4 separate regions of the Homo sapiens genome follow, and all the other regions are linked to region 1. A link is a contact called in ENCODE Hi-C or POLR2A ChIA-PET data. All regions are on one chromosome and are shown on one strand. Each heading gives the region's core, a stretch centred on a gene start or an enhancer-like site at or near the end of the contact. The rest is flanking DNA. Distances are from core to core; before and after follow the strand shown. Region 1 overlaps SCARB2 (scavenger receptor class B member 2). Region 2 overlaps SHROOM3 (shroom family member 3). Region 3 holds the start of CCDC158 (coiled-coil domain containing 158). Region 4 has its middle 15 kb from the start of ART3.

What was found. A loop is a pair of places that touch in the nucleus more often than their neighbours do. ChIA-PET counts read pairs that join two places held with the same protein, here RNA polymerase II (POLR2A). Pooled maps may share reads with other maps.
Region 2: a loop to region 1 is called in a map with no recorded cell type, with 16 times the contacts of the local background. The contact joins two enhancer-like sites. A Hi-C loop is called at or near these places in 6 of 37 single-sample maps with no recorded cell type and 4 of 50 pooled maps.
Region 3: a loop to region 1 is called in a pooled map, with 2.3 times the contacts of the local background. The contact joins the promoter of CCDC158 here to the enhancer-like site in region 1. A Hi-C loop is called at or near these places in 14 of 168 maps with a recorded cell type or tissue (MCF 10A, PC-3, Right ventricle myocardium inferior and 10 more), 16 of 37 single-sample maps with no recorded cell type and 24 of 50 pooled maps.
Region 4: a loop to region 1 is called in a map with no recorded cell type, with 9 times the contacts of the local background. The contact joins two enhancer-like sites. A Hi-C loop is called at or near these places in 17 of 37 single-sample maps with no recorded cell type and 5 of 50 pooled maps. POLR2A ChIA-PET finds 5 or more read pairs at or near these places in 2 of 52 experiments (activated B cell and activated T-cell).

Annotation. Positions count from the first base shown.
Region 1 is chr4:76,198,467-76,201,048 of GRCh38, forward strand. All of the region lies in intron 1 of SCARB2 (scavenger receptor class B member 2), which reads right to left. Among named protein-coding and RNA genes, the nearest start is that of SCARB2, 14 kb to the right of the region's middle. RefSeq lists enhancers at 1,375-1,564, 1,585-1,644. Within about 2 kb of position 1,310, at least 15 of the 41 ENCODE cell types and tissues checked have a DNase peak (open chromatin) inside an H3K27ac peak, as active enhancers do; they include dorsolateral prefrontal cortex, heart right ventricle and sigmoid colon, where a contact is called at or near this core.
Region 2 is chr4:76,448,137-76,450,718 of GRCh38, forward strand. The region is part of intron 1 of SHROOM3 (shroom family member 3); the gene reads left to right. Among named protein-coding and RNA genes, the nearest start is that of SHROOM3, 14 kb to the left of the region's middle. Within about 2 kb of position 1,280, at least 3 of the 41 ENCODE cell types and tissues checked have a DNase peak (open chromatin) inside an H3K27ac peak, as active enhancers do.
Region 3 is chr4:76,419,858-76,422,439 of GRCh38, forward strand. CCDC158 (coiled-coil domain containing 158) reads right to left here and starts at 1,284. Exons shown (of 25, transcript NM_001394954.1): 1 at 1,108-1,284.
Region 4 is chr4:76,058,594-76,061,175 of GRCh38, forward strand. It overlaps a transcript of ART3 not described here. Among named protein-coding and RNA genes, the nearest start is that of ART3, 15 kb to the right of the region's middle. Within about 2 kb of position 1,283, at least 4 of the 41 ENCODE cell types and tissues checked have a DNase peak (open chromatin) inside an H3K27ac peak, as active enhancers do.

The DNA.
Region 1 (2,582 bases), core at 60-2,559:
ACTTTCAGGATAGAAATAAACATTTAGTACATTTGACTTCTTAATGAAACAAAGCAAATGAAAAACAAGAACAATAAAAACTGTCCTTGGCAGCATGCCAGAGTCATAACCAACCCAGACCATGTTACAGCTGGGGCTTCTCCTCTGTCTCCCTCCACCCCCACAGCCCTTCTCTGCCTGGCCACTTCTTAGTTGAGTCACCAGCACTCAGACAAATCCTCATAGCCCCTTTTACTCCCTTCAAATCTTGCCCTCAAGAGTGGTGGCTTTTCCTGCTGCTTTCATATGTCTCTTTTCCTCCACCTTACAAGTTGGATGTTTGTCAGGAAACCCTCTGTCAATCCCAGAGTAGATCACGTGCTGGAGAGTGAGTGAGTGTGTGTGTGTGTGTGTGTGTGTGTGTGTGTGCTCATGCGAATGCACTAAGTAGGAAGAGAGATGGGGAATGAGAGAACAGAGGGAAGTTGTAAATACAGCTGCTAACATTTCTAAAACAGTGTGTCTTTATTTTTATTTTCTCACTTTCAGCTCAGAGAATGGCAGTTACTATTCAGTTACCATTACTGCCACGCCAGCTGCAATCTACTGTGAGTCTGCTAAAGTCAGGTGCTATGCTAGGGGCTTTATAATGTACCTTATCTCTGAGTTTTACACTGACACTACAAAATAAAAATCCCCATTTTGCAGACAAAGAAATGGTGGCACTGGCTGTCCCAAGTCACAAAGCCAGTAAATGAAATCAAATCTGACCAAGTCCAGGAGTGCAGATTTACTCACCCATCCAGCAGCTGCCACCCCATGGCACCCTGAGGGTAGAGTTGCCAGATTTAGCAAATAAAACCTGGGATACCCAGTTAAATTTGTATTTCAGATAAACAACAAATAATTTTATAATATAATTATGTCCCAAATATTGCATGGGCTACATCAAAAATGTTTTTATTCATAGGAGATGCATGCTGAAGGATTTAGGAACAAAGTGTGTGATATCTACAACTTACTTCAAATAATTCAAGAAAAAGTGCATCAGAGAGATAAATATGGCAGGACATTAACAACTGATACATCGGACTGAACCGAAATATCACACGAGACAGACTCATACTAAAATGTTATTTGTTATCTGAAATTCAAATTTAACTGGTTGTCCTGTATTTTATTTTATTTGGCAACTCTAGCCCAGAGGGACAGTGAAACTATGGAGAAGCCATAAGTTGGACTCTGAACTCTCAGGGTTTCCTCGAGTGTTACCCGTGCCATCTGGAGGAAAGGAAACTAGGGCAGCTGCGTGAGGTCACTGTCAGCTCCTAGTAAGGAGCCCACAGGTGAGGAACCGAAAAAGGGAGAGTTCAACTCTAGAGTTTCCAGGCAGCCGCGCAGCCCCAGTATGCTAATGGGTCCAAAGAAAGCACCTCAACCTCCTGCCACAAGATGGCCCAGAGAGGGCTCTGTTTTGACTTAAACTTTTAATTTCTGCCCCTTCTATTTCTGATCCTCAGGGCATTCAAGTGTGCACTCCCAGGAGCTTGCTCGGCAAAGGAAGGCCTGAGAAACTAACAAATAATAACCTCAGCCTCAAGACCGCGGACTGTCTGGCACAGGAAGTTATTCATTCCGCCAGATACAACGAGCTAGTGTCCCCCTCAAAGGCGCCCTTTGCCAGTCTGAACAGAAAGCCATGGCTTGGGAACAACTGATCTTCCTCACCGAGGGTTCTGCTGTGGTGATGACAGCCACCAGACAAACCTTGTAATCAGCTGAGTCTTCTTAGTTACACTAAATGAAAAAGCAACATAAGGCCTTAAATCAGTTTTACAGTGTGACTCTGGATATTAAGAGTGGCACTGTGGAGTCACAATATAACTGTTGCTTATTAGTTTTAACCAAGACGAACATAATGAATTTTTCCACGCACAATACTGTGGCACTACCACTAAAACAAAATACTGGAAAATTATCAAGTTCTATGGTGAATTCACAGTGTCAACAGCTAAATTAATAATTGGACTAAAAAACATACTTTTCAGTTAATCACCCAATATGTACCTACTGAGAGCTTTCTATGTGCCCGGACTATGCCCTGCAAACAGGCATAGGCCCTGTCTGTAAGAAGAAATTTAGCTAAGGACACAAAACCAACATGCATGTAACAGGGAGTGAAAAATTATGTGCAAGACTCAGTAATTCAGCCTAACAAACAGCTTATGCCTGAAATTATTTAGATCCTTCCAGTAGCATGGATCTGTGATAAAATTCCCCCATCTAAACATCTCACAGGCTGCTCCAAGACAACATGACCAAAATGGACTCATGATTTTCTCCCCTAGTTGATCACTAAGTCCTGCTGATTTCACCTCCTCCTCTTCCCCATTTCTACCCCAAGGCACATTTCATCATTGGCTTGGACTGTGACAATACTGTATGTAGGCTCCTAACTGGTCTCCCTCTCTCCAGCCTTTTTCCTTTCAAATGCTTCATCCATCTCAGGCTTCAGAGAAGCCTGTCAAAAGTGCCTAAGGGAACAGATACTCCACCCCTGCTCAAAGGATAAAGTCCACAGTCCTTGACCTGTTGTGATCTGA
Region 2 (2,582 bases), core at 30-2,529, 250 kb after region 1:
TTTATTATTTTGTGGAATGAGATTTGTTTTTATATATGAGGAAAGAGGTTTTTCATAAAAGATGGAGCCAAGATTTAAAGCTAACTCATTTCATTCATTAGTTATCATATTTAGTCAACACATCATTTATTGAGTGCCTAAAATCTGACAGCACTGGGAAACAACAGAAGATGAGGTCACTGCACCCTAAAGGAGCATGTTCTCGTTTTTTCTTCTTATACCACTGCAACTGACCCGTCCACATTTCCTCACCTTCATTTCTGTGTGCATTGGCTGGACTTCCAGCTGTCAGCATCTGCAATTCTTTGCTTGGAAGCCCTTTGCCACAGTAATGACACCAAGAGCAACCCTCCATGACCAACTGGAGTTGGTACGTAAGCAGCTTAGTTCTTTCATCTCTCAGATGGGATGACTCTAAGGTGTATGTTTTCCACTAGCACCTAGAATTTCTTCAGAATCCAACTCCAGTTGCCCACAGTTGTAGCTGGCTTGATCAAACATCTATGTCAGCTGCCTTCCCTTTTCTACCTCATGTTCCCACTTCCTTGTCAGCTTTCTTTACCCCCAGGTAAACTACTTGCATTTGAAGTCTTGTCTCAGGGTCTGTTTCTGAGGAAATCCAAACTAAGATGACCACCATTTAGAGAATGCTTACTAAGGGATAGCCAGACCCTAAAGACTAATGTAGATCTATCTGTTTCCAAAATCTGTGATCTTTGGAGCATTGCACTGTACTATGGAATTCAAGCGGAAGGAATCCCATAGAATCTTACACTTAATCTTTTCTTGGGTACTAAGGAAAGTGGAAATCCATCCCTAGACAGGATATTTTGTAGTTCTCTCTTTCGGTCTTCACCCTCTCATGGGATGGGTGTGTTTTCTCTTTTCTCCACAGAATTGACTGAAAAGTCTCATTCTGCTTTTATCATCACTTCATTTCTCTGAATGAATCAAGCATCTCTGAATGAAATCAAGATTTTCTCCCTCCCGTCTGAGAGTAGGATCCACTCTCTTGTTCTATAGGTTCTCTTTTGTTCTATAGGTTAAGGGTTAAGGAAAATGTGACCCCCTTGAACAGAATAGATAGAGAAAATTATTCATTTGGGGATCTCTGAGGAGAGAAATTCTTTTCTAGAATTTTATTTATATTGCTTCTTTTCTTACTCAACTTATACTACAACATAGACTAAAAAGAAAAGTGGATACATAACTGTTTTTTTAAGTCCAGAATATTTGACAATATAATGTGGTAATGGTGTGAAGTTTTACACCTAAGCAGGCAATAGAATATGACACAGTTTCCGACCTACCCTGCCCTTGAAATAACAGAATAACTTTTTAACACTAACATGCGTTTCCTTGAATAACTTGTACCTCTGCCAAATTCCACACAAGAAGCTTCTTTTCTTCAGGGGCTGCTTCCCCACAATGTGAATATTCTTTGACTCACTATGTTGTCCATTTCCAATTTCCTTGTTTTTTGCTTGAGTTCACTGAAGACTGACAAACAGTAGCTTCACGTGACAGCCATTAGTCTGCTTTAAACCTCAGCTTGATCTTGAATGGATAGAATAATGAATAGATTTTGTGTCATATAATTCATGTTGTCAGTTATATGAAATTGGCAGTTAAAGAGAAACTAAATATGCTTCCAGTCCTCTCTTTTCTAAATTCATATTTGAATATAATAATGTGAAAGGCATTGTTCCTTCTTTTAGTTAAAGCATTTTTGTAGCAGTCTGAACTGTGAATAATAGAGAAACATATGCTCTATTAAAAAATAGAAGGTGAGGAAGATAAGTGTTTTACTCTTTGTATTAAGAATTAACAAGTGGTTTTAAAAATTGAGCTTGTATGTGTGTGTGAGCACAGGGAGGGGTATTTCATCATAATGAGGGAGGCCTTGGCAACTTAGTGTTCGTTTTAACTCCATTGATTGCCGAACACATTCATGCCTGCTCTAGCTCCAGGGAGGCTGTGGAACAGGAAATAAGAGATTCAAAAAGCAGCACAGAAGAAAATCATCTCCTCTCCTTCCATCTCCCAAGCAGAGAAAAATATGCTTTCTTTTTTGTCAAAATTGCTTGGTTTGTCCTATTATGCTGTCATTTCAGAGAGATTAAAAGTATACTTTTTCATACATTGCAAGTGGGAATGTAAAATGGTGCAGCCACTTTGGAGAAACAGATGGCCATTTCTTAAAATATTAAACATAGAGTTACCATATCACCCAACAGTTCTACTCTGAAGTATATACCCAGCAGAAATAAAAACATATATCTGTACAGAGACTCATACTCAAATGTTCATAGCCTCATTGTTCACAATTTTTCATAAATAGAAAAAATCCAAATGCCCATCAACTGAATAAACAAAATGTGGTATAGCCATATAATGGAATACTATTTGGCAATAAGAAGGAACTGAGTTACAACATGTATGAACTTTGAAAATATTATGCTCAGTGAAAGACACCAGACACAAAGGAACATATTTAACTCCACATATATGAGATACCCAGAAAAGGCAATTCTAAAGGGACAGAAAGTAGATGAAAGATTGCCTAAGGCTATGGATAGGAA
Region 3 (2,582 bases), core at 34-2,533, 220 kb after region 1:
TTTGGGGCCATCTAGCTGGGGGACGGGTGGATCACAAGAGGCCCTGTTTAATAAATGGTGGAGGTCTAAAGTGGCTCACTCATAACATACTAGATAAAACTAAGTCCTCATTGTAAATGCACAACAACAGTAAGGGCTTTGCATACATACAAATAAATTGCTGTCCTCAATTTGTTTTGGGAGTATAATATTAACTCTATGGCATGGAAACCATTTCACCCACAACACAAGTAAGATAACCGCACTAAGATTAAAAGCAATGAGCGCAGTACAGAGATAGGAGGACCACATCTCTCTCAGCACTCCTGCACCCTTACCTGATGAGCTTCCGCACAGAGAAACAGTCCTACCTAGCATGTCTCTGGGATATGTGGAAGCCCTGGTCCTTTCCCCACACGCCCCCGCCATACCCGGCCACAACGCCTTAATCTCCTGCTGAGAGAAGCAGCAAGAACTGGTTGCCAGTCAAAAAACCTGGGCAACAGCCGACCTCACTTCTACTTTCCCCTGACGTTGGAGTTCAGCATGAGGCACAAACAAAACCTGGAGCAGCCTGAGTGGGGCCTGGAGCAGAGTGCTGTGGAAAAGGATGGAGACTTTCCAGAACTCATTGTGTTGCTGATTGATGCTGATAATGAGGGAAAGCTCTGACCCCCACATGTGGTTTAAAGACAGGGCTCAAGCTGAAAGGGCCCTTGCGCCGGCATTTAACACCATTCCGTCTTGGATGCGAGGCTGTCCTCTCTACCACCAAGTCTTCCCCATCTCCTCCCCCTGTTCGCGGCAGCGCGGTAGACACAGAGTCAGCAGTCACGTTGGGGCAGGTTACTCGGTGATTCTCTTCCCCACAAATCAAATCAGTTTGCGCAGGCCCCTGTGTTCTTCAAGGTCCAGGTTTCAGCGCCACCGTCCCCAGGGGTCTTGCAATCCCCTAAAACAACAGCAGCTCATTCCAGTAAAGAAACAATTTATTGGGCATCTTCCATGTGCAGAACAAACACGAGGCACCGGAAGATTCCAGAAATGAACACGAGTCGCTCCGGGTCCTCAGAAGAACCCCACTCCCACCCCACCATCCTCGTCTCCCGGGCCGCGCCCCGCTTGTACCTGCAACCAACACCTAATCCTAAGACACCGGCCACATCTCCGCGGGGCGCCGGCGGGCGCAGCGGCCCCACCTACGTCGACCTGGCGGCTGGGACGGGGCGGCTCCCCACTCTTCGCCCCTAGGCCCCGCGGAGGCTGCGGGGCGGCTCCTCCTCCTCGGCTGCGGCGCCGGAAGCTGCCCGCGCCCGTCACTCCTCGCGGCTGTGGCGCTCGGGGCGCTGCCCAGTCCGCGCGAGCCGCGTGGGTGACGGTTAGGACGCTCTGCGAGGCTTCGTAGTTGGGGGAGGGGAGGAGGGGGGTGCTCGGCAGCTGCCCGGCGGGGACCCCTCCCGCGCCTGCGACTCCGCCCGCCGGACGCCGTCGCTGGGGCATCCGAGCGTCGAAGTCCCCACCACCGCCCGGGCGCCCTAAGGAGTGGGGGTGTACCCAGCCCGGAGTCAAATCCTGGAGCCCTGCCCCAGAAACTACCCTGGGTTCGGACCTGCACCCGGCGCCCTCTGCCGCTTCTCCCACAGCCTCCTAACTGGTCTCCGGCCCTACTCTTGCCCCCACCCGAGCGCCTCGGGCCACTCTCGTAGCTGTCCCCACCGTGGTCTTCCCAGATAACTCACTGACCCGCACCAGTCTGAGCTCTTACCTGCCAAAGAGTCAAGCCCAATCTGGAGTTGCCCGCCGGGCCTCCTACTCTGACACCCCCACCCGGCCCCACCTCACCCCCCCCTCCCATTCCCACTCCTGGCATTCCCATTTGACCATTTCAAGTTAACAGAATTCACATTTTGCAGCTCTGTTTTCTCTGTCCCCGAATGTTCAAGTTCAAACGTGTTCTCGGCATAGCTGACCCTTCTGCCTCTGGAGACTTGTTCCCTCCGCTGTGCTACAGTTACCCTCTGTCATTATCTCTAATATAGAATTTATCAGATTTTGCTGCCCAAATTATCGATCAAATGGAACGCATCCAGAAAGGCCAGTGTCTGATAGATGCAGCCTGAGGCATTTAATTCTGCTAGCAATCACATTGTGCAGACACCTACAGCAAATAACTTTTTATGTATAAGTTGATTAGAAATATTAGTAAGTCTTACATTAAATAATGTAGCTACAAATTTTAATAAAAATAGATTAAATGCCATTAAAGATTGTTTATCATATCTTTGTAGTTAATCCATTTATTGGCTTATAGAGATCTAGGATTAGCTATAGAATCGAGCATTTTTAACAGGAAGTGAAACCATAAGTATTACATAGAAAGGTAAATAATTTAGGTCTTGTGGTTGGACAAAAAGCAATTTCTAATTTTTTCTTTTTTCTATCAAAACATGAGTGTTCAATGACATAAAAATTTTCCATACCTAATACATGGTTTCCATTGGTGTCTCATTTTGTGCTTGTACCCTGGACACACACAAAAAGGTTTTTTTCTTTTCAACGTCTTTAATTAAAAGGTGTGTTAATTAGTGTAGCATGAAATTATC
Region 4 (2,582 bases), core at 33-2,532, 140 kb before region 1:
CAAAAAGAAAAAAGAAAACCAATATTTAAGAGGTGAGAAAAGTAACAGGAATTTCCTATCTATTTATACACATACACACAAACACAACAAACCTGTAGTCTTTGCTGCAGAAGCAGCTTGTTTTTCATTCCATAGGGTATTTTTTTTTCTGTGCATTGAATTAAAATTTGTAAACAGCAGGAATTGTGGCTTGTTAAAAGAAAAACCTTAGACAAATTAAATTTAGCAGAGCTTAATTGAGCAAAGAATGATTTGTGAATTGGGTAGCCCCTCAACCAGAATAGAGAGGTTCCAGAGCTCTGTGTGGTGAAAGAAGATTATGGATAGAAAAAGGAAAGTGACGTAGAGAAAATGGAAGTGAGGTACGGAAACAGCTGGATTGATTACAGCTTGAAGTTTGCCTTATCTGAGCATAGGTTGAACAGCTGGCTGTCCTTGATTGGCTGAAACTTGGTGATTGGCACAAGAGTAGATTACAGTCTGTTTACACATCCAGTTAGGTTACAGTTCACTGTGTATGAAGAAACCTTTAGGTTATAGTTCACAATGTATGGAGAAACCTTTAGGTTATAGTTCACAATGTATGGAGAAACCTTTAGACTGAACTTAAAATATGTAAAGAGACAGCTTTAGGCTAAACTTAATTTAACAGACTTTTTGGTTGCCTTTGGATTGGTGGGGCAGGGGAAGAATCTAATAGCAGATATTTGCTTTGCAAGGTCCAAAGATCAATTTTGTTTTCTTGCTGTCTTCTCGTTATTTTCTCTTGTTTTTTTTTCTTTTTTTTTTCCTGAGCTTTATTTGCATCTCCAGTCCTTTTCTCTATCCTTACTTTTTAATTGACTATAATATGGAATTGAATTTTTTAAAAAATCTGTTAAATTTATTTTTAAAAGTTTATTTCTTGGTCTTGCATTTAAAAGGCTGTGAATTGAACCTTTCTTCTTTAACTAAAAAAAACTGTAATTAAGTGGCTTTTTTCTTAAATATGTTCTCAACTAATTTTCCTCCTTGTAGGTAGCTTAAAGGAAAAAGAAATGTCCTTTCAGTACTCTCATTACATATTCAGGCAATCCCAATTTGTATGGACAACTAAATTAAAGTAACAAGTGACTCTGACAATTTAGAGAAATGAATTAGTAAAGTTTAGTAGCATTAAGCACAGGAGGATTTACTTAAGAGAAAAAGCAGGCAAACTTTATAAACACAAGTTGGAGAACTATCAAGTTTGTACATGTCTCACAGAGATGAAGAATACAGAATAAACCACTGGCCAAATATAAGTTAGATATGTAACACTAACACATAGAATTAGCAAAGAGGATGTTGTGGGTTTATATGGAAGAAATCTGTTTGTGAGTCACTGGTTAGGAAATCAGAACCTACTTTCCTATAGATGTCAAATGGTAAGGGTGATTGTTCAGTCTGAGAGGTCCCTCCAGGGCAAGGAACCTTGTCTAATTTATCTTCCATCTCATCCTGTTGCCTTGCATGGAGTCAGGTCTTAAAAAACTCATTTCCGTAGTTCCTGGTTTATAAAGTCTAATTAACATGTAAGATACCCCAAATTCAAGCCTTTGTCCTATTTTCTTCTTAACCTACTGATGTCAGATGTTTTTCTATTTTGGAACATAATACTGTTGTAGAATATTGTGGAATCATAAGTTACTGATTAAGTTACTGATATCATAAGTACATTGGTAATATATAACCAAGCCCAAAGAACCCTTATTTCATATCAGTTTGATTTATTTTGGCTGTGACAATCAACTGTTTTCTCTCTCATGAAAATCTCTTTTCTTGAGGCTTCTTATTCTCCTTCTCAATCTCCTTCTTGAAATCTTGTCTCTCTCTGCACCTAAATGCTAGTGTTCTCTAGGGTATTATGCTCTCTATCTGCAAGCCTACACACCTATTGGCTAACATGGTAGGCAGAATAATTATTCCCCAAAGATTTCCATGCCCTAATTCCTGGAATCTGTGAATATGTTATATTACATGGCAAAAGGAACACTGGACTTATATTATGGACCTCAAAATACATATATACATTGGGTGGACCCACTGTAATAACATGGGCACTTAAAAGAGGAAGAGGAAGACAGAGCAGTCAGTTAGAGAGATGCAGTGGAAGAGGCAGGAGGTATTTGATTATGAGAGATTCCACTTGCTGTTATTGGCTTTGAAGATGGAGAAAGTGGACCACAAACCAAGGAATGTGGGTGGCCTCTGGAGTCTGTGAATAGCCCTCAGCTGACAGTCAACAAGGAAACACAGGTCTCAATCTTAAGTCTTCAAGAAACTGCATTCTGCTAACAACCCGAATGAGCAAAGAAATTGATTCTCTTTTAGACTCTCAGAAAGTAACTTAGCCCTGCCAACACTTTGATTTTAGCCTACAGAGATCTATGTTAGGCTTCTGATCTAGGAACTTTAAGATAAGAAATGTGTATTATTTTAAGCCACTAAGTCATGATAGTTTGCACAGCAACAGTAACAAACTATTGCAGCTAATGACTCTCAAATTTAAATGACTATCTCAGATCTTTCTCTGAACTAGTCAGTTGCCTATTGGATAGCTT